Linked DNA regions of Homo sapiens: region 2 is linked to region 1. A link is a loop called in an ENCODE intact Hi-C map of the cell type or tissue named here. Cell type or tissue: endothelial cell of umbilical vein. All regions are shown on one strand. Links, peaks and the distances in the headings refer to the core of each region. The heading gives the core; the rest is flanking DNA. Region 1 has its middle 170 kb from the start of GRB10. Region 2 overlaps GRB10 (growth factor receptor bound protein 10).

Evidence for each region. A loop is a pair of places that touch in the nucleus more often than their neighbours do. Peaks named below come from ENCODE experiments on the same cell type or tissue, not always from the same donor. Only the 100,000 strongest peaks of a DNase experiment are listed, where the experiment ranks them.
Region 2: it touches region 1 in a loop (2.3-fold over the local background); 2 of 110 quality-filtered maps call a loop at or near these places.

Annotation. Positions count from the first base shown.
Region 1 is chr7:50,949,078-50,960,329 of GRCh38, forward strand. No RefSeq gene overlaps it. Among named protein-coding and RNA genes, the nearest start is that of GRB10, 170 kb to the left of the region's middle. In endothelial cell of umbilical vein, for the core only: no CTCF peak of the experiment used is centred there; DNase peaks (open chromatin) are centred at 4,934, 5,784 and 8,504; H3K27ac peaks cover 4,172 bases.
Region 2 is chr7:50,721,676-50,732,927 of GRCh38, forward strand. GRB10 (growth factor receptor bound protein 10) reads right to left here. Exons shown (of 19, transcript NM_001350814.2): 4 at 10,597-10,693. The coding sequence starts at 10,647. Among named protein-coding and RNA genes, the nearest start is that of GRB10, 56 kb to the right of the region's middle. RefSeq lists an enhancer at 4,664-4,833. In endothelial cell of umbilical vein, for the core only: no CTCF peak of the experiment used is centred there; DNase peaks (open chromatin) are centred at 4,266, 5,566 and 9,026; H3K27ac peaks cover 3,674 bases.

The sequences.
Region 1 (11,252 bases), core at 1,350-9,349:
AGGATAAAATAAGAAAAAATACATAGAAAACCTATTTAATAAAGTAATAGCTAAAAACTTTCCAAATCTTGGGAGAGATGTGGTCTAGATCCAGAAAAAGGAAAAATCCTCAAGTGGATCAACCCAAAAATGTCCTTCCTGAGGCATATTATGGTCAAATTGTCAAGTCAAAGACAAGAAAATTCTAAAAATAGCAAGAGAAAAGTGTCAAGTCACATACAAGGGAATAATTATTAGACTAACAGAAGAGTTATTTGCAGAAACCTTACAAGCCAGGAGAAAATGAGATAATCAAAGTGATGAAAGAAAAAAAATTGTCAGCCAAGAATACTGCTATACTTGGCAAAGCTGTGCTTCAGAAATGAGGAAGAAATAGTTTTTCACAGACAAAAACTGAGGGAATTCATCACCACTAAACAGGATTTACAAGAAATTCTCAAGAGAATCCTACAACTAGAAGCAAAAAGATGATAATCATTACCATGAAAACATGTACAAGTATAAAACTCATTGTTAGAGCAGTTACACAAAGAGAAAAAGAATCAAGCCATATATTACTACCATCAAGCCACATTACTCCTATAAAACCACCAAACCACAATGATGAACATTAAGAGAGAAGAAACAAAGCATTTACAAAACAAGCAGAAAATAATTAACAAAATGACAGTATTAGGTCCTCACCTATCGTAATAACCTTGAATATAAATGGATAAATTCCTTACTTAAAAGATATAGACTGGATGAATGGATTTTTAAAAATTACCCAACTATATGCTGCCTAAAAGAAATGTCAGCTGAAAAGACACATAGACTAAAAGTGAAGGGATGCAAAAGGATATTCCATGCAAACAGAAGCCAATAGCAAGCAGGAGTAGTTGTATGTACATCAAATAAAACACTTTAAATTAAAAACTGTAAAAAGAGACAAAGATGGTCATTGCACTATGATCAAGATTCATTCAGCAAGAGGCTACAACAATTGTAAATATATATGCACCTAATAGCAGTGCACCCAGATATATAAAGCAAATATTACTAGATCTAAAGGCAGAGATACACTCCAATAAAATAAGAGCTGGAGACTTGAACACCCCACTCTCAGCATCAGACAGGTGACAGAAAGTCAACAAAGAAACGTTGGATTTAAACTGCATTGTAGACAAAATGGACCGAACAGACAATTACAAACATTTCATTCAACAACTGCAAAATGTGGTCTATCTTTCATCAGGATTGACCACATGGTAGGCCACAAAAGAAGTCTCAACACATTTAAGAGAATTGAAATCATATTGAGTGTCTTTTCTGACTGCAATGGACTAAAACTAGAAATCAATGAGAGGTACTTTGGAAAATGTACAAATATATGGAATTTAAACAACATGTTCCTGAACACCAAATGGGTCAATGAAGAAATTAAGAAAGAAATTTTTAAAAATTATTATAAATGAAAATAGAAACACAATTTACCAAAACTTTGGAGATACAATAGAAGCAGTATTAAGAGGGAAGATTAGAATAATAAACTCCTACATCAACAAAAGTAGAACGATTTCAAATAAACAACCTAATGATACATCTCAAGGAACTAGAGAAAAGCAAGAACAAACTAAACCCCAAATTAGTAGAAGGAAACAAATAATACAGATCAGAGAAGAAATAAATGAAATTGAGACTAAAAGCAAAACAAAAGATCAATGACACAAAAAGTTGTGTTTTTTTTGGAAAAATAAAACCAACAAATCACTAGCTAGAATAACCAAGAAAAAAGAGAAAATACCCAAATAAATAAAACTAGAAATGAAAAAGGAGCAATTACACCTGATACCACAGAAATATAAAGGCTCATTAGAGACTGTTATGAACAATTATTTGCTAATGAATTTAAAAACCTAGATGAAATGGATAAATGTCTGGTTACATACAACCTACGAAGCTTGAACCAAGAAGAAATAAAGAACTTAAACAGACCAATTGTGAGTAATCAGAGAGAATATATAATATAAAGTCTCACATTAAAAAAAGTCCAGGAGTGAGGGCATCACAATTCCTGACTTCAAACTATATTGTAAGACTGTAATAACCAAAACAGCATGGTATTGGTACAAAAACAGACATATAAGCCAATGGAACAGAATAGAAAACTCAGAAATAAAGCTGCATGTACATGTTTTTTTAATTACATTTATTTGTAAATTGCATTACTGATGAATTATATTTTAGGACAGTAGAGTGGCAATTTAAAATAGTTATTTAACAATGGGGTGGTTTATGTGATAGGTTTGAGAAAGTTGACTTATGAAGCTGTATGCCTATTAATAATGAAGAACACACACATAAAACACACACACGGGAATAACCAAGAAACTTGTCATCTAGCTCTTGAATCAGAGATTTCTCCATTATCAATACCAGCAGAAGTCTTGAACCATTAGCATGCTATGGGATCTTGGACTGGGACCATCAAGGGGCAAGAAAAGGACAATGACAAATTTATTAAACAGGAAGAGGTGGGGAGGAGAGAGGGAAAGAGAGAGAAAATCTTTCCAACTCAAAATGTGTATGAAATAAAAATTTAGAAACTCTTGGGCAAATTTCACAATAGAAAATTCTGATAATCAACTCAACTTGGTAAAATTAGTTTTGGTTAAATGAAAAGAATAATCTGACAAAGACTTCAACGTGAGTTTTTGGAATTGCTTAGAGTTGTAACTGTAGATATACATAATAATCCAAACTATGACTAAAACCAGATAGAAATTATAAATATACTTTTGTATGCAAAAAAGTACTAATTAGACATCCTTAATTGAAAAATATGGTCACAGGAATGCCTGTGCTGACAAGAGACACGAATTCTGAAAAAATTTTCTGACTTTTCTACAGCTTCTCACAATTTGCCAAGTTCCACCTGGTAAGGGCAGACACAGATAAGGAGAGCAAGGGAGAACATCCTTCTCAAAGACTCCCCTACCTAATTTTCCTAGAAAAATCTACTAAGAAGAGAACTGGCATGAAACCCTGCCCTTTACTATGAAATTATTCCTGGATGTGAATATTTAGAATTTCTACCATAGCAAACAATTTTCCTGAGTTAAAAATTGTTTCTAATGGCAAACAGTCCTTTTTTTTTTTTTTGCAAGTGAAAGGCTTTGTAACCTCTAAATAGTGTCCTTCACAATTAAAAACACAGGCTTTGGGGCTGGGTAGACCTGGGTTTGCTTCCAGCTTTGCCTTTTACTCAACATGAGGTTGTAGGCAGTATTTGTGTGCTCTATATTTCCTTATCTGTTAAGTGGGGACATCGACTACCACTTAGCTTGTAGAGACACTGAGGACTAAAGAAGTAATGCATGGGAAGTCTTCTTTTTGCAAATTTGGTTTCAGTGCAGGTAGAAACTCTCTTACTCAGGGTCAAGCTGGAATGCCTTGGACATTACTACCTGCTTGAGCCTTTTGTGTGACAGGAACTGATGCCAGCATTGTTCATTTACCTCTTTTACTTGCTACTTAATCCAGGCCTGTCAAGGACTCCCCATGTAGATGCAGCCAAACACGCCTGAGAAGATGCCAGCTGAATAAAGCCCTCACCATCCCCTTCACTGTTTCCTATTGTTTGTATTTTGATAATCTCACAAGCTCACTACAAACTTTCACTATTTAAAAAGTGCTCTGTTAAGCAATGAGAAGTCACATGCACATTAGAGAGCTGATTTTTGAAACTGAGAGTTGGCTGTGGGTGCCGGCATTGGCAGTGTAGATGTGGAAGCAGGTACCTGCCCGGGGGGAGCAGGGCTGGTCCATGCACAGTTCTATGGGAAGGATTTGAGGACTTCTCTGTGAGAGGTGCCATCACATTTTAATTACCACCAAGCTTGCTTGGCAATGCGTCCTTTCTTGGCAACATGTGAAAAAATAATTTTGCAAACTGGAAGGCAGACTGGTGGTTGAATTCTTCTTTGAAAAAGAGACTCTGTGGTGCCCAGAGGGAAATGATATTTTAAGCTTGCCACAGGGCTCCATGTTGCACTGAGAAAGACATTTCTCCATGCTATTTTGTGCTCCACAAAGCACTGGGAAAGTCAAGGCACACATGAGAACAAAACTTTCGCAGTGGGGAGTAATTTGAGATTACATCCTTGGGCCTGAAGGAAAACCTTGAGATGACCATAGTTTGTACTGATTCCCTTTTCCCAGGCTCCTGTGCTGGTAACATGGACAGGGGTTTGTCCTTCTCCACCTGCCTCTGCCAAGCACTTCTTGGCCGGACTCTGTCTCTCCACACCACCTGGGGCAGTCTGGACTCCCAGAGCGTGGGAGAGTTTTGTCACTTGCCTTACACAGATAACATAAATAAAATGTTTTCCAAAGCAGACAGACACTTGGGTAATTCTTTTGGAACACTTAGTTCATGACGTTCCAGTAAATTATTGCATCAGTGGAGAAGAATGGTGCAGGGCACGAGGGAAAACTTTAAAAGAAAAGTACAAGAGCGAGTTTAGGCAGATTAGCAAATGGCAGAACAGCCACGGCCAACCAATGGCCACAGGTCATTGCAACCTGTGGGGGGCTCCACTGTGGAGGGAGAGAAGTGCTCCATGCATATGTCTCTGTCCTGCCATGCATGCTCCTAAGACACTTGGAGTGCTTTGGAGGCCAATAAACAAGGGGGACACCCCAGCTCCTTTAAGGGCTGGAGGAAAGAATTGAGTATTGAACTCAATGATCTTTTAAAAATCAGGAATAAACCTACATTATTGTCCTCCAGTCCCCTAATCGATGGCACAGATGTGGGAAAGAGCTTGGCTGAAAGTGCTATGAAGACTTCCTGAGTCTTTTCCTCAGCTTCCTTTGTGTGCTGCAAAGCTAGACTGAATGAGCACCCAGAGAGAGAGGGGTGACTCACGTAGGTCAGGAAGCTGGTTTCAGTGGCTTGAGGGACTGGTCTCTGCCCCTATTGTGAGTGAGACTGATGGAGCTACAGGACAGACAAAGGTCAGTCTAACCCCCTCAGGCCTTTCTTACTCACCAGGCTGGGTCAGGCAGTGAAATTAGGGCCCAGTCACTGTGCCTTATTTCACTTTTCCTGGCTCTGCAATGTAGACGGCAACTCCTGAATGATTAAGTAAATTCTCCCTTACACTTTTCTAGTGAGTTTTATGTTGGGGCTAAAGGTGTATATCTGGGCCATTCCCTTTGACCAGTGTCTTAGTGATTTGTAGTTTGAGATTAGGTAGAAAACTGATTTTTTCCTTTCTTAATGGAAAGAAACAGGTGCAATAGAAAACACGTTTCAGTCTTAAAACGTCTGCAGCACCTCCTGTGAGTACTGATGGTTGGTTCATACCCATCTGGTGAATGCCACAGGTGGCTTCAGGGGAGAAGGGAGGCTGTGTGGGAGCCATGCTTGAGCAGTAAAGACCCAGGCCTCGGAGGCAGGCACTTGGAGCTCCCCACGCACTGGCTGGGGCAACCTAGGGGATGTTGCCTGACCTTTCTGAGTCTCCCTTTCCTCATTTACAGAATGCAAACTGTACTAATAGTGCCTATTGCACAGGGTTATTGGGAGAGTTAACAGTGATAGAGCTGAGTCTAATTTTTACCCTTAGCCCGTGCCTGCGTGTGAGTGAGCTCTACTGTTAGTATTGGTGATCATACAAGTATTAGTATTTGCATGGCTGGAGGTATTCGATAGCAGCAAATCCCCAATTCTGAGAATAAGACTGCCCCCGAAGCTTCTCTGTGAGGATCTGTCCAATGGTCACAGGAGGAGGAAGTCTGGCCCAGGGACAGGACAAGGATGCAACAGGAAGACCAAATGGCCCCATTGGGACTCATGCCCAGCTCCAGGGGAAACAGGAACTTCTATGACTCTGCTTCTGCCTATGTCACAAGTGCCTGAACAACTTGCTAAGAAGGCCGGGCAGATGAACCAGCTTGTTCCAGGCTCTCTCAGTGCACCCGATGGGCAGACATCTGCATCGAGTCCAGGGGGATCCCTGATCCCAGGTTCCTCTGCCCAGCCCTGTGAGGCCCATGCAAGAGGGCAGGGCTGAGGCTGGAACAGTGAGCGCTGCAAAGTGTTGCAGAAGAACGATTTTCAGTAGGAAAAGGGGAGCAGCAAGAAGATCTAACTAGTGGTGTTTGTATGTGGTGTATATACCTCAATTATAGTTCACGTAATCCCAGCACTTTGAGAGGCTGAGGCGGGCGGATCACCTGAGGTCAGGAGTTCGAGACCAAACTGGCCAACTTGATGAAACCCCATCTCTACTAAAAATACAAAAATTAGCTGGGCATGTTGGCGGGCATCTGTAATCCCAGCTACTCAGGAGGCTGAGGCAAGAGAATCGCTTGAACCTGGGAGGCGAAGTTTGCAGTGAGCCGAGATCGCACCATTGCACTCTGGCCTGGGTGACAGGAGTGAAACTCCATCTCAAAAAAAAAAAGAAAGAAAGAAATACCTGAGTCTAGGTAATTTATAAAGATAAGAGGCTTCATTGGCTGATGATTCTGCAGGCTGTACAGAAAGCACAGCAGGGACATCTGCTCAGCTTCTGGGGAGGCCTCAGGGAGAATTTACTCACGGCAGAAGGTGAAGGGGGAGCAGGCACCTCACATGGCAGAGCAGGAGCAAGAGAGAGAGAGCGAGTGGGGAGATGCCACACACTTAACCAGATCTCCTGAGGACTCACTACCATGAGGACAGCACAAAGCAATGGGGGGTCCACCCCTATGAGCCAAACATCTCTGGCCAGGCCCCATCTCTGACACTCGGTGTTACATTTTGATATGAGATTTGGTGGGGACATATATTCAAACTACATCAGCAGGCTAAAGAGAGTTTTTTCCCAGAAGGGTCCCTTTGTATGGCAACTGCCCTTCCGGTGGGGCCTCGCTGCCAGGCACCAGGTCTGACCTTGCAGAAGTGCCATCTTGGTGAGATTCCTGGTTGCAGGATGTAGTGGCAAACCTCAGGGCAGAAAAGGAGTGGGTGTGAGGACACTCATGGGAGAGCCAGTCTCAGAGAGAAGGTGGGAATGGAAATTGTCCTGGGGTCTGAGAGCAGGAGCAGCCATCTATCTTGTACTACAAGACAGGACGCAGAGGGAGGGGAAGGGTGTACTGCTGGGGGCTACAGGGGTGCTGGGGGTGGAGCAGCAGGCAGAACAGAGGTAGGAGGCTGCTCCCATTGCTGCGAGATGCCCCTCCTCCCGCTGTTCTGGCTTCGGAGCCCTGTGGGGTGGCAGGTCGGGAGGTGTCCATCCAGCTGACCTGGGGCAGGCGTCCGTGCCCTGGAAGTGGGTGATGGAGAAGGCGGAAACACTCCTCTGCCCTAGCTTTCAATGTATGAAATACTACTGTGTCCAATACCACAGGAGGTAGCAAACCTCCCTCTGGAGGAAGATCAGAGGAGATCAGAAGCCAGAGAGAGAAAATACCAACAAAGGGTCACTATAGTCAAGGAGTCTGGAACCCATGAAAGAGTACACGCCCCGACTTACATGAAGACAACACAAGGGCACACACAGGTGCACCTTGTGAGACTGTCTTTCTTAGTATTTTTAAACCTTGACCATGCACATTTCAGCATGTCCTCTTGTCGCGTGAGAGGGAACAGTACGCCACACTCCTCATCCCTATCGCACCTGCCAAAAGTGAAGTTGCACAACAGTCATTCTAGGAGTGATGGTAGGGCTTTTAGCTTTAGGTAATGTGAGACGATTTTGCCCAATGCTGTACTTTACAAATAAGGAGACAAAGGACTTCCAATTTGTCTGAGGATTCACAGGGTCAGAGCCACCCTCCTTTCTGCTCTCCCAACCTCAAAGCATTTTTTTCACCTCAAGCAGTGAAAAACTTGGTACATTCTATAATTGGGTATTTTCAATCATGCTTGACATGTCTGCAAAAACTTCACACTTCACTTGATGACTTCTGACCTCTTTCTCTTACGGCTTCTGAGACACTCTATCTTTGGCCTTGTGCAGTTGCACTGTGATTTTTCTAGGTGTGGACTTCCTTAATTTTCCTTCTAGGGATGCACTAGGCTTCTGAAATGGGTGGATTAATGTCTATGCTGGGTAGAATGGTGTTCCCCCACCAAAATACGAGTCCGCCTGGAACTTCAGAGTTCATGACCTTATTTGAAAACAGGGTCTTTGCAGCTGTAATTAATTAAGATGAGATCATCTTTCGGTGAGCCCTCAACTTTTTATGGAAAGTAAAGCTTGTTGCTGATGAACATGGACTTAGGAGATTTCCAAGCAAAGTGTTGAAGTCATGTCCTGGTTTCTCCTTGGTGCTTAAAGTAAAATGTAGGAGGAAAGACTCAGATCTGAGAAGGAACCGAAAAGAAAAGGAATTACCAGGAGCCATCAGAAGCTGGAAGAGGCCCGGAAGGGTTCTTCCCTAGAGCCTTCAGAGGAGTGCAGACCTGCTGGCCCCTCGAGTGTGGACTTCAGCCCCCAGAAATGTGAGATAAGACATTTCTGTTGTTTTAAGCCACCAAGCTTGTGATAATTTGTTATGGCAGCCCTACCGGGCTAAGACAATGCCTTTCAGTGGCTCAGGAAACGTCTCAGCCATTACCTCTTTAAATATTTGTTCAGCCTCATTTCCTCTCCTTTCCTGCTGGGACTCTGAGTAGATGTATGCAATTTCTTTTTACTCATCCCAGTCTCTCTCTCTCTCTCTTTCTCTCTCTCTCTCCACCCCCCCCTCTTCCCCCCAACTCGTTTGTGTATGAAATGTATAGAGATCGTGTCTATACAATCTCTTCCTCACCAGATCATAAATTCTGTCTTTAGCTGTGTCTAATCTTCTGTCACACCTATCCACGGAGTTTTAAATTTGGTTTTGCATTTTTTATTTTGAGAGAGACTATATTTCCTGAAGGCCTGGCCCTCTTCTTGTTCACCCCCACCCTCAGAGCCAAGCCCTGAGGTCCTGGCTCATTGCGGGAAATCTGTTGGACTTTTTACCTGGTGTGAGCCTTGGACTTTGATGTCTGTACCTGTGTTCCATGAGACCTTCCAAAACAAATGTTCGAATCCCTATGCAGGAAATGCCTTCAGGCTGCTCTTCAGGTTTGGCAGTTCTACCTATCAACTAGCTCTTTCTTGCTTCTAAGAGGATTCACACATATTTCACCAGGTTTTTTTATTGCTATGAGCAGTAGGGTTAGTATAAATAACTGGGGCTGCCACAATTAAGGCAGGAAAAAGTGATACATTCTGTAGAGCTTGCTGTTAAGAGCACAAGTTTTGGAATTAGATCTACATTGGAATGTTCCTTAAATCTTCCTCTCCTCATCTGTAAAATGGGAATTACTTGTTGTACTCACATTTCAGGGAAAGTGTTTAGCAGAATTTCTGCCATATAGTACTTACTAATCTAAGCTTTTAGACTAAAAAAAAATCTTAAAAAGACATAATATTCAGCAAAGCTTAGGGGAAAAATTTTTTTTTCTCTGAAACTCAGAAAAAGAGTCCTAGGTCATAGGACACCCCTTTCTGCAAGGACGTCTTCCAGACAGTGCTTCCTCTGTCAGCCGATACTAGCTTCTTACAGACATAAACCTAACATATCAGAAACCATCCAGGTATATGCAATGTGGATTCACCCATTTGGAGCCTTAAAACATGTCTTTGAATAGAAAGTAGAATGTCTTTTCACTGGAACTCTATCCTGTTGGGAACAGACATTGTTTCCTTTCGTCTCATTATACATAGGGCATCCAGAGTATAAATTGTTGCTCTGCAAATTCTGCTCATTCTTCAAATGCACTTTTAGTGGGAAAAGTCTCACTTCACAAGAACTCAGAACACTTTGAATCTTATCTGACTTTTGCAGCTCATGTGTGAATTTATCCCCTAATAGAATTATCCTCTAAAATCTCCATCCACCCATCCATCCATCCATGCATCCATCAGTGAGCCTGTCCATAAACAGTTCATCCAGGAGGCCATATTTAGCTAAGAAGATGTATTTTCAGGGGGTGGTCAGGTGTGGGATGAACAAGAGTATGTAGGCGATGCTTTAGCCATAGAAGTCTCTTACTAAGGGGAGAAATACTTTTTGTTACTCTCCCACAAATAGCAGTTGGCTGAGTTTTATGCCAGCCTACAGTCCAAATTTAATCCTCACTGATAGGACCATATTACTCCAAATTTAATCAAAACCAAAATCAATTGTAGTGGTTTATCATCTCATATTTTAAAATGACAAAATCCAGCCAGAAATACTAAAGATTACAGCAATATAAAGCAGTCAGTAAGCAGCCTGGAGCCAAAAAGTTCATAGAAGTTAAAAAATCAGTAATTCACATATTCTCACTACATGTGTATTCTCACCTTGAATTCTCCAGAATGTAGAAGTGGGTGCCACAACAAGACATGAGCTAGTCTTGGGATAACCACCTCTGCTGCCAGGCCAAAAAGAAACCTCTGATCCCGGAGGGACCCTGTGCCATCCATCATCCAGTCTGCTCCTGCCCCTGCTCTGTGCTTCTGGGGCCCACCTGTGGGAGTGAGACCCCAGCTCCTCACTGTGCTCCTCATCCTGCAGCCTGCTGGGTCAGGCAAGGTATCCAATGCATGAACCGCGAGAGATTTGGAGAGACATCAACATCTAGAAAGGAAAGGAATTTGCATATGTAATTTGGAAGTCATGATTTTCCTGTCAAGTTTTCATGGCTGAATCCCTTCTGCAGAAATGGAAGACTTGACAGCAAAGATGTTTCCCCAGGCTCATCAACACTAAGCCCGTCCTTGCATGCAGAAGAGGCTCCCAGTCTCCATGGTCCTGGGACTCAGTGCTGCAAGTTGGGGGTCTGGTAGGTGGTCTGTACGCCCAAGGAGGGCCACACAGGTGCAGTGTGGATGCTGGCCCCTGTGCTGTGCAGCGTGACAGCCAGGACTCGGTGGGGTCTGGAGTGGCTTTCAGAGGAAGGGCCACAGAATTTTTATTAAAGGAGTGGTTCCCTCCACAGTCCTCCTCTGATCCTCACTTGCTCAGACATTCAGAGGAACAAGAATTCATGGCATTTGGCTTTTCTTTCTGTGCTTCAATCATCATCATCATGGTAACAGCAATAGAACCATTTCCTATTATTAGAGAGTTGAGGTCACATAACTGAGGTCACATAACATGAGACTGGTCAGTGGCTGAGCCCAGATCTGGATTCCAGGAGTCCAGCTTCAGAGTTCATGTACCTGCCCTTGTAGGTTGGGTCCTTGAATGTATGT
Region 2 (11,252 bases), core at 1,393-9,392, 230 kb before region 1:
CTCACCATGTCACCCATTCCCCACTGGGTAGGGGCCAAACAGAAGGGTGATAGGTCTCCACTCTGTCCTCAAGCAGAATCTGGGGTGGCTGAGGATGGGGGAGGACAGACGACAGCATAAGGAGGGGTCAGGCAGAGGGAGGCCCAGGACTGGCTGCAGGAATGCAAGAGAAGGCTCCATGGGGGTGTGGCAGGGACTGCTGTGGGAAGGGAAGGTGTCTGGGCTGAAGTCCAGGGAAATGGCCCAGGCCAAGAAACGGAAGAAGAAGACAGCGCGTGGAGCGGGGAGAAGGGAGCAGAGCAGTTCAGTATTACTGGTGGCAAAGGAGAGCCCAGGCTGCTGGTAGGGAGGATCAGGCCAAAGACAGGCTGAGGAGGCTGGCCCGGTCACTATGCTACCTCCTATGCCCTCCTCTCCTGTCTCTCCTGCACCCCAGAGGCAGGGTGTACCACGGGCCCAGTAGCTCCCAGCTTCCCAGGCTGTCCCCCACCAGCTGAGCCCCGAACCCTTAACCTGCACCACGCCACAGCCCCTCTGCCCTGCCCACTCTCATGCCCACTCAGGAGGCCAAGGACTGGCCATAAACTTACGTTCAAGGACTTCCTGCAAGGGTCATTCCAAGATCCAAAGCGGCTTCCTAAGGTGATAGAAAGGTCCCCTGGAAGGCCCCAGGGTAACCCCGCCTGGCACCAAAGAAGTGTCAGGGCAAAGATGTTGGATGGCACAGACAGAGCAGCTCTGAGAGCATCTGTAGTCCCATGAGCTTGCAGCAAGGTGGGAAATTCCATGTGTTCGAAGATTTCAAAGCCACAGAAAGCACATTCCCATCTGCCAGGAGAACATAGTTGATGGGGGCACATGGGCAGCAACAGCTTCAAAGCCCTGTGACAAGCACTCAAGAAAGGGGAGTCCAGGGTGAAGAGGTGACAGAACCAGTGATGCGAGCCAGGGTGACAGGGCCCAGAGTGACCGGATGATGGGGGATGGACTATGGGGGAGAATGCCAGGGTGACAAGGTGACAGAGTGATGAGGTGGGGTGACAGGGTACCGCCCCCTCTCCTTCCCCGACATTACTTATACCTGGCCTCCAAACACACAGCTTGTTCTCCATAAAGCCTCTCCTCAGAAGCTGCCCTCAATGTCCTCCTTGGGTAGGGTTATTTTTAATCCCATTTCACCCACCTTAGGTAAAGATAGCGCTCTCAGGATTAAGTTGTTTCTCTAGATGCCCTGGCACTCACCCCTCATACTGCACAAGCTACAAAGGCCACATTTACGCCTTAGAAAGCTGAAAAATCCATATAAGTACCCTGCAAATGCCAAGAACCTGACCTCAAAGACCAATTTAATTGGAATTAACACCTTCACAATGTCGAAAAATAAAATACATTTATATAAAATTTACTTTTCTTTTAGTGAAGTTCTGAAGGGACAAGTAAAGCAAAATATAACCTTATAGCTATTTTTTCACAATACCAAGTAGCTTTTTTTTCTTTAAAAAAAGAGAAAAGTTGCAGTGAAGCAATGATGTCCTTGGCAGTGAAGGACTCAAATTCCAACTCTGTGTCCACAGACAGAGGGGTCAGGTGTTTCCTTATTTAGAGTCATTAAACAACAGGTACAATTCTCCTTCCTCTATTACTTGGGTACATCCTTTAAGCCCCGGCTATGTCTTACACACTTCTGTATTCCCAGAATGGGCAACCACAAAGAAACTGCCAATCATTTCCTCATTGTCCAAAGAACGAAATGTTCTAATGTTGTTTGGTCCCATCTTACAAATTAGCTGGGTTTCAGCTGAGGTCTGGAAATGAAGGATGAACCCCTCAGCCAGTACCCCAGAGCCTGCTAAACCAGAGTCTGGGGGCAAAGGAAGACGATGAAGGGTTTTTAGCGATCCAGCCCCTTGGATCCCAGGAGCAAAGGCCCTGTTCAGGGTTCCAGCGAAGTGCCCCTGGTCAACTGGGATTTCCTAAGGCCCCACTAGTTGGGTGGTCCCTGGAGGCTCTCATTTCATAACAGTGCAGGTATAACTGTCAGCCTCACACGCCTGAAGCGGTACTGGGATTCAAACCTGGGGCCTGCATGCCTCCTGGGCTGGCTCACCTCCCGCTGGCCACATGACCCTCCAAAACGGTGTAGACTCTTGATGGAGAAAAGACTAGAACAGCTGCTCAAGGCAAACAGACATAGGAAGGTGGGAGGTAGGTCACACTGAGAGCTACAGAGGGACCCACAGGCACCCTCCAACCTTCACGCCCTAGTGCAGTGGCAAGGAGCTGGTTAAGGACGGTTAGCAAAAGCACAGCGGAGTCACATCAGGCCTATAGGGAAGAGTGGACAACACAGTGGGAGGGCACAGATGCTGTCCCCCATGATCCGCCACTGGCTGGAGGCAGTGGACTCGCACGTTCCAGCAGCGCCTGAGGAAATCTCACCATGCACAAATGACACACCAAGGCCACAATGGGTCATAAACGCAAAGCTTCAACTTTGCAAACTGGAGCTGCCAAGGACAGAAAAACCACAGGCATGACTGTGATATCCTGAGATAGCCAAGACTAGTGCTTCAGGAGCCACCTGCGGGGAAGAAGCAGTTTTTGCTGTCCCTGTCAACCTGTCAAGCACGGATACTTCACAACTCACATAGCAATGAATTGCCAGAAAGTAAAATAAAACAAAAATACGATACACACCCACATTTTTATTCTTAAGTTCAACATTCAAATTGCTATAAAATCTCTAAACACATTTTCTCAATGTCTCTACTTATCATGAACTGGAAATAAACACGACCTGGGACACAGCAGTGGGTGCATGAAGAGACCTTCCTTCAAAAAAGTCAACATTGTGCTACAATGAGGGATGGGAGGATGGGTCCTGAAGGGAGAGCGTGAGCCGCCCAGCTCTGAGCTGGTCAGTCTCATCTGAAGTGTTGATTAGTTCTGGTCCTTCCCCTTGAAGAGGGCTAGGCAAGACAGGAGAAAGGAAACAGGAAAAAGTGCCACAAACCCCGACAAAGGAAGGATGCCTGAAGGAGCTGGGGGCTGGCTGGGTAATGACACATAACTTCAAACGCAGAGAGACGGAAGTGATTTGCTCTGCGTTACTGACAAGGCCAGAAGGGAGCACAGTCAATGTTACAGGAGGCCCATCTTCTGACCACAGATAAACAGCCTGTCCCTGAGGGTCATGAGTTCCCTTCCCTTTGGTAATCAAGTAATATGACTCTGTGCAAAGAAAACAGTTGAATCAAGGATTCATGCTCCAACCAGGTACGCCATGATGCCTTTCCAAGTCTGCGTGCGCTTGATACTGCCATCTCTCCTGGAAAAACACTCCCGGCAAGGTAGCTGTGCCTGCTGCCTGCTCTGCTGGTTACCTGCCTGCTGCCTGCCCTACCTGCTGTAATGGCGACTGATATGGTTTGCATTTGTATCCCCGCCCAAAATCTCATGTCCATCCCCAAGGTTGGAGGAGGAGCCTGGTGGTAGGTGACGGGATCACAGGGGCAGATGTCCCCCTTGCTATTCTCATGACAGTAAGTTGCCACGAGACCTGGTTGTTGGAAAGTGTGTAGCACCTCCCCTTTTGTGCTCTTTTCCTCCTGCTCCAGCCACGTAAGACTTGCCAGCTTCCCCTTTGCTTCTGCCATGATTTTAAGTTTCCTGAGGCCTTCCAGCCATGCTTCCTGTACAGGCTGCGGAACTATGAGTCAATTAAACCTCATTTCTTTATAAATTACCCAGTCCCAGGCAGTTCTTTATAAGCGGTGTGAGTGTGGACGAATACAGTGACACACACACAGCAGGTAAGTTTTGGTTTTTGTAGGTCTAGTAGAAACTTTGACACTTTACAACAGAAAAGGCAACCATCTGGTCTCATAAGTAAAACAAAAACAAAGACTTTGATAAGTGATTTCACAGTAGCTTCTGGGCAGATAGATGGCAAAGGGAAAGTTGATTACTAACATTGAACTTTCATGGGATGGAAAATTAAAAGAACACAAATATTTCTGTGGGGATTTAACCCCCATGATAAGTAGGAGGAAAACAGAAGTGGGATATAGGTATCCCTGATTAGATATGTCCTTCTAAAAGGCAGTGCAAAGTCATAGACCAATATTGTGTTCTGCTCCTCCACTGCTTATGAAATCTTATGAAAAAGATAATCAACTCTAGCACCCCCAATCAAATAGATATCTGCACAGCCAAGCACACGGTGCCAAGGAAAAACCAGACAGTGGAATGGTTAAGGACATAGGCTTCAGGCTTGACCCCGTACGCCTGATCCCTGATCTATCCCATTACAAGCTGTGTGACCTTGGGCAACTTACCAATATCTGCAAGCCCTGGTTTCCTGGAAAAAAGAAATAGAAAAAATAACACATCCAGAATATTTGCCACAGTACCAGAGAGAGGATAAAAATAACACAGGCTGGGTGCAGTGGCTCACCCCTATCTATAATCCCAGACCTTTGGGAGGCAGAGATGGGCAGACTACTTGAGACCAGAAGTTCAAGACCAGCCTGGCCAACATGGCGAAACCCCATCTCTGCTAAAAATACAAAAATTAGCCAGGTGTGATGGTGCATGCCTATAATTCCAGGTACTCGGGAGGCTGAGGCAGGACAATCGCTTGAACCCGGGAGGTGGGGGTTGCAGTGAGCTGAGATTGGGCCACTGCATTCCAGCCTAGGTGACAGAGTGAGACTCTGTCTCAAAAAAAACAAAAAACAAAAATAATACATAGAAAATATGTGATAAATATAGTTGTTTATATTATTCAAAAAAAATCAGACTTTAAGCCCATACTTGAGGATGATGATGTTTGAGAAGATTTAGGCATTAAAAAGAAAAGCACTGAGAATAAATATATACATATTTATGTATTTTTATTTCCATTTATTTACTTATCTGTCATATTTCATTGATTTTAAGACATGCCCCACTCCCCATTTTAACATTTTAAAAATGCAAACACCTTACGATCAGCACACATGACACATTTAGGGACAATACATAATAATCTTTATTTCAACTGAAAAGCTGTTGTTAAAACTGACTTATGGCATTTCATGATCAAAGAAATTCAATAAGTCCAAAATTGCAGGATACAAATTCTATGTTTTATTATAATAATTCTGAGGAGGAGATTTTGGCATTTGGACAAAAACTTGTTCTCCTCAGTCTCACCAACATTAAACATAAACACACTTCACAGAGACGAATGTACCTCTGTTACTCAGTAGGAGAGATGGTCTTTTTCTGCTTTGATAATCTCATCTGCAAAGGGGAGAACATGAAGGTCCCCACCGCGTAGCATTGGCAGGAGAGAAAATCCAAGTAAAGTCCTCAGCATGATGACCAGCATATAGTAAAAACCTCAGTTTTCTCATTTATAAAATGGGTATCATGAAGGTACCCAATTCACAGAGTCGGTGGAAGGCTGAAGACAAGGGAAGTAAACAGGAAGAGCTTAATCTTTTCCCCACTGCCAGCCTCTGAGTGGTCAGCTTGCAGGCTGTCGAATATGTTAGTTTTACAGTTCTAGCAGGAAATGACATGGGATGGGGGATTAATCACCCTCCCCTCTACTTGTCTGCACAAAGCACACCACTGACAGCATCCCAGGTCATGGTGGCCCATGGTTGGTTGTTGTACCTGTCTGTCTCCCTCCAGGGCTGGGAGCTCCCTGCAGGCAGGGTTGACATCTTGTTCACCTGGTACCCTAATACCCAGCCATGGTCTGCCAATCAACTGTTCATAAAATGGTAAGCGAACAAACAAATTAGTCAAAGTTACTTAGAACATTTAAAGAATAGAGTTTTCAACTGATTCTGTTAGTTACAGAAAGTGTAAACTATTTACTAATATGTAATTAACTACCTAGGATTTAAATAAATAAAGCCAGTTAACAGCAATTTGCCAGATCAATGAAAAGTATTTTCCCAAACCAAATGCCATCTATTTGTTTTAAGTGAATATTCACATGATTTTAAAGACTTAAAAAGATTATAATCTCAAATTTACATAAGTATCGCACAAATCACTTAAAAAAAAAAAACTTACATTCTTAAAAATAATTCTACACTCTAAAACAAAAAAATCACATACCAGCTCATCCAAACAGTGGCTCACATTTAACAGGGTCTTTTGTGTGCTAAACACAATGCCAAAGTTTATATAAGTGTCTTCCAATTTTCACAATGACGCTGAAAACAGAAGAAATGTGGAGAATTTAAACACCATGCCTAAAGCCATGCAGGTGAATAGTAGTCAACACACTGCCTGTTTTACCTCACAAAATATCTCCATAACATAGCTGCTGTTCCTAAGTTCAGAATCATAACCTTAAATGACTTGGAAAACCATTTTAGGTAAATGTCCTATCAGCTGGAACAGTCAAATAAAATTTAAAGAGAGACATTTCAAATGATCTTCGTAACTTCCCACCTCAAGGGTTAAGAGTGGCAGGTACTATCAACAAATTTCTTAAAGAAAATGTAGTCTAATAAAATGTTCTTTAGCCAAAGTATGGGGGGGGGGTGTAGTACTTAAAAATGAAAAACTACAGAATCACTCTTTCACTAAAAATAATAATAATAATAACAACAGTGACAGACTTTGGGAATGGAATTCATTTCCAGGAACTGAGCCCAAATCAACTCTCGGAGATGATGTCATCTTTCAGCTCCTCCACGCACTGCCAAAAGATTAAGGAATCTAGGGCACCCAACAGAAAATCCAAAGCTGTATGTGATCAGCAGATGAAGTCTCATCTGAGGACTGTTTCTAACCCAGAAAATGGGGAGGAGATGAGCTGATACAAGGAGGCCCCCTTGAGCCTCTGTCCATCCAAAAAGGTTCATTCTAGCAGTCAGTGTCCCAGAAAAAACTTTCTTCTGTAAAGGGTCAAACACTACCCAACTCTGCTGATGGGGCTTGGAAGCAGCCACAGACAATACAAAACCCAATGGCCAAGTTCCAATAAAACTTTAATTTTATTTTTTGAGACCGGGTCTTGCTCTGTCGCCCAGGCTGGAATGCAGTGGCACGATCTTGGCTCACTGCAACCTCCACCTCCTGGGTTCAAGCAATTCTCCTGCCTCAGCTTCCTGAGTAGCTGGGATAACAGGTGTGCGCCACCACGCCTGACTAATTTTTGTATTTTCAATAGAGACAGGGTATCCCCATGTTGGCCAAGCTGGTCTCGAACTCCTGGCCTCAAGTGGTCCACCCGCCTCTGCCTCCCAAAGTGCTGGGATTACAGGCGTGAGCCACCAAGACCAGCCTCCAATAAAACTTTATCTGCAAAAGCAGATTGCAGTTCGTCAAGCCCTGCACTAGAAGAGTAGGTTCCCCGCCTGAAGCTTCAGGGACACAGCACTGAAATGGAACCACAACACACATCTTGTGGTGTCCTGGGGCTGGACAGCGTGTATGTGCACTAATGCTGTTGCCATTATCTCCACCAAAAGCTGAGGCTCTGCAGGGCAGGATGGCAAGGAGAGTTTCTAAGATGGCTCATTTCTAAGCATGATTGTTTTTAATTCAGAAATCAGAAAACTATGAAAATAAAAACATTGCTTTTGGAAATTCAACAGTAAATTTAATCACCTACATAAAATTCACATGCAAGTTGTTTCATTTCTAATGCTCAGTTCAACATTGTGTACGGAAGTTTGTAGCCAAGCACATTTTATTTCCTATTTTGCATTTTTCTGAAAGATAATAAATGTTGCTTTTATTTACCATAATTTTGTCATAGGTGCATAATTCCTTCTTCAAAAGCCTGGAGGCTGGACATGGTTAAGAATTAAGAGTTTTGGGGAATGGAGAATGATAACACAGTGTCCACATCAATGAACACAGATGTGCAGGGCCCAGAGGGAGCTCCATAAACCCCATCCCACTTCCCAGGCAGACCCTGTGTTCGGCAAAGCTCTGGACTCTGCCGTGGCATAATAAATGAGGAAATTTCTTGCTTCAGACCTTTTGATTTTAAAAATGGCAGACAATGAGCTATAGGACCCTACTAACGGAGCCCCCCCCGAAGACCAAGGCAGCCGGCCCTCTCTCCCCCCGTTGTCCCATTTTATTTGCTTCAGAATTAGTATCATTATTCACAGCTATCTCACTTGCCAGTTGTTCCATGTCTGTCTCCTCCACTGGAATCCAGGAGCCCCAAAGATCTGTCTGCCGAGCTCAAAGCTGGCTCCCTAGCCCAAAACATGTGCCTGGTACCTGGCTGGTGCTCTATCAAAGAATTAAAGATCACAGCCCTTGACTCAGCTTCTAAAGGATGACCAGGCGCCGGGTAATTTAGACATATTTCCTCTAATCCCTGCTACAACCCAGATACCACTAACCCTTTTCTACCAAAACTTCGGTATGGAAACTGCGGTAGGGAAAGTTGCAGGATTTCTCCAAGGTCAGAGAATTATGATGTGTCACATTCTAAAGGAAAAACTTAAGTCTTAAAAGTGAAGTGGGTCATCCCCAACCTTGCCAGAACCCCTCCCCAACTGCTGCCCTCCAACAGCAGGATGATTAAATGCATACAGTAATTTTGGTGCTTCTGTGCATATTTTAAAAATCACATCAGTGACTCACGGACTGAACCATCTATCTAATCCAAGCCACTGCTGCAAGTGAACAGCTAGAATTAGAAAATTATTTGTATGTTGAAGGTTTTAAGAATAAATTTTTCTCTATAAAACTCTGGAGATTTATCTAATTATTATAATATAATTACGACTGCTCAAGACTGGAACCCATTGTAAATCATCCCATATTCTGAGAAATTCTGGAACTGTCATCTTATTTTCCAGGAACAAGGGACATATGCCGCCAAGTCTTGCTGTCAAATTTTTTAAAGAGTAAGACAGTGCTTTCAAATGGCCCTGAGAAGCAATGAGTATTTCCTCAAAGCATGACAGCACATAGCAGGGAAAGCCCACCCTTCCTTCCTGACTTCCTGGCTCCAGGAAAGCAGCCTGGGGCATCGGTGACTACAAACACCTAACAAGGCCATCAAGGGAGGAACTGACACAGCTTGTAAGTCTGCCACTTCTGTAGGTACCAGCAGGAAACTGGAAATGCCAGGAAGGGAAGGGAAGCTGACAGAACCTCTGTGGCCATTATCTGGCCCTAAAAGCCTATTCTATACCCAGCCGAGGACAGCACTACGAAAATGACCTCAAGAGAGACTTTCCCTTGGGGATGTTCTTTGAGCTCACTGACTGCACTCTCTTGGGACTGAGTAGGAAGTGGCAGGCAGGGGTGAAGGGTGCAGTCGGGCCCGGACAACTAGCTAACACTAACTGGCCACACGAGAACTGGACTTGTGACCTGTGGGTGCAGCACAGAGCTTTAATCAATGGGGGGAGGCAACCACAGCCTCTTTAAGAACAAGAAGACAATTATGCAGAGGGAGAGGCAGATGCCTGTTCCAGAGCTCACAAACTACACAGACTCAGGGGTCACCACCAAACTTTGCAGTTCGCTAAGGTTTTAATCCTCTTTTCTGGCTTGTAACCAATTTTGGCTTTGTGTCACATTCGACGATTAGAATGAACGGTATTCCTAATCTTCAGCCTTTCTTCGAAGGCTTGCTTCACTTAGATACCAAAAAAAAAAAAAAAATGTTCAAAGGCATCTTTTTGCAGCCATAATGCTGTAGGCAATTTCTCATCACAGTAGCTAAAAAGAGACTTCACAGACTAAGAGAGAAAATAAGTTCAAAGAAGTGCAAAAAGCTGACCACAGCCTGAACATATAAAAGGACTTCCAAACCTAGGACTGCTCCAGCCGAAAAGTCACAGGCCTGGGAGAGATGGTGTAAGTACTTCCAATGACAAATCACGAGTAAGGATGAACCAGGATTCGCGAATCAAATCTAAAGAACCAAAGACCATCCCCTAACAATGAATCTGTCTACACCAAGTGAAAGTTCAAATAAAATCTGTTTCAGAAGATGAAGGGAACTTGCAGATGAAACTGTTCTAGCAGCCCATGAAGAAGAGCTAGAGAAAGTGAAGGAACAGAAATGAACTTGTTCTCCCACAAAATTCCACCTAGGGCTCTCAGGAAAGGAAAGAGCCAATCTGTGGAGAGGACTCCCTCTAGAACATCTGTTAAGACACCAAGCCCTTTCTCCTTCCCACTCCCTCACGCGTGAGCACATGTGTCCAGGTGAATGTCCCGACAACCACCATCACTGCAGAACCCGTCATCAGGAGTGTCTGGCCCGACCCAGAAGGTGAAAAACACAGTGAGTGCTTGCTTCATTCCAAACACGGAAGCCCGGCTCTCAGGGGGCAACTCTGTACTACAACCAAACTCTTTTAGAAAAGTACGCACAGTCAAACGGGAATATGACCACGCTATCTTACAAGGCAAAGCAAGACACAGAAGACCGAGGCAGAAAGGGCAGTGGGCCTCTGCACCATGGGACTTGTCACCAGCCCCTGCTCCAGCGTGTCCTAGTGACCTGAGAGCTACAGAAACGATCCATGGCTGCTGGCGACATGTGTGCCCTGGCCCTCGACCAGCACCATCGGGCCAGGATCAGATATATGTGCTCGCCCATACCTGGTAGTACGGATGGTGCAAAAAGGAATCTGGGCAGCCGGCTAAAGCCATGGGTTCCTTCTGCCTTCTTCAAATTACATTTACTGCGCTGCAGCACCTGGAATAAAGACAGACTGTGAGAAGCCAAGCCAGAAAAAAAAAAAAAAATCCACTACTTATGGCTGGTTCAAGTGTGACATGTCTGAATGGGCAGCTCTTGGTCTTAGCTTGTAGGTTCAGTAAGGACACTTGCTCGGGGCACCAGCTTTTTGCTGACATGCAGAGATGGTCCCCAACTATGGTGCCCTGAGAGGTCATCTGTGAGGTCAAAAGTCTGTGGGGTAGAAGGGTGCCCAGAGTGGTGAGGGTGACATCAGACCCTCTAAATTTAACTCACACATTCCCAGCACTCTCCTGCACTGCCTCACCCTTCTTCCCTATACCATCTATTAACACCCTGCAAACTTCATCAAGCTTTCGCAAATAGGGATTCAGACAAATTCCAAAGAAGCCCAGAAGGGGTTGTGTGTGTGTGTTTGGGGACAGGACCACAGAACATCATTTGAGTGAACACTAGCTCCACAAGCCATAGAACAAATCGGAATTCTCAGTGGACATCCAACCTGACAAACTCATTACATACTCTCCCCTGTGGGCCACGGCACCTAGTACCGAAT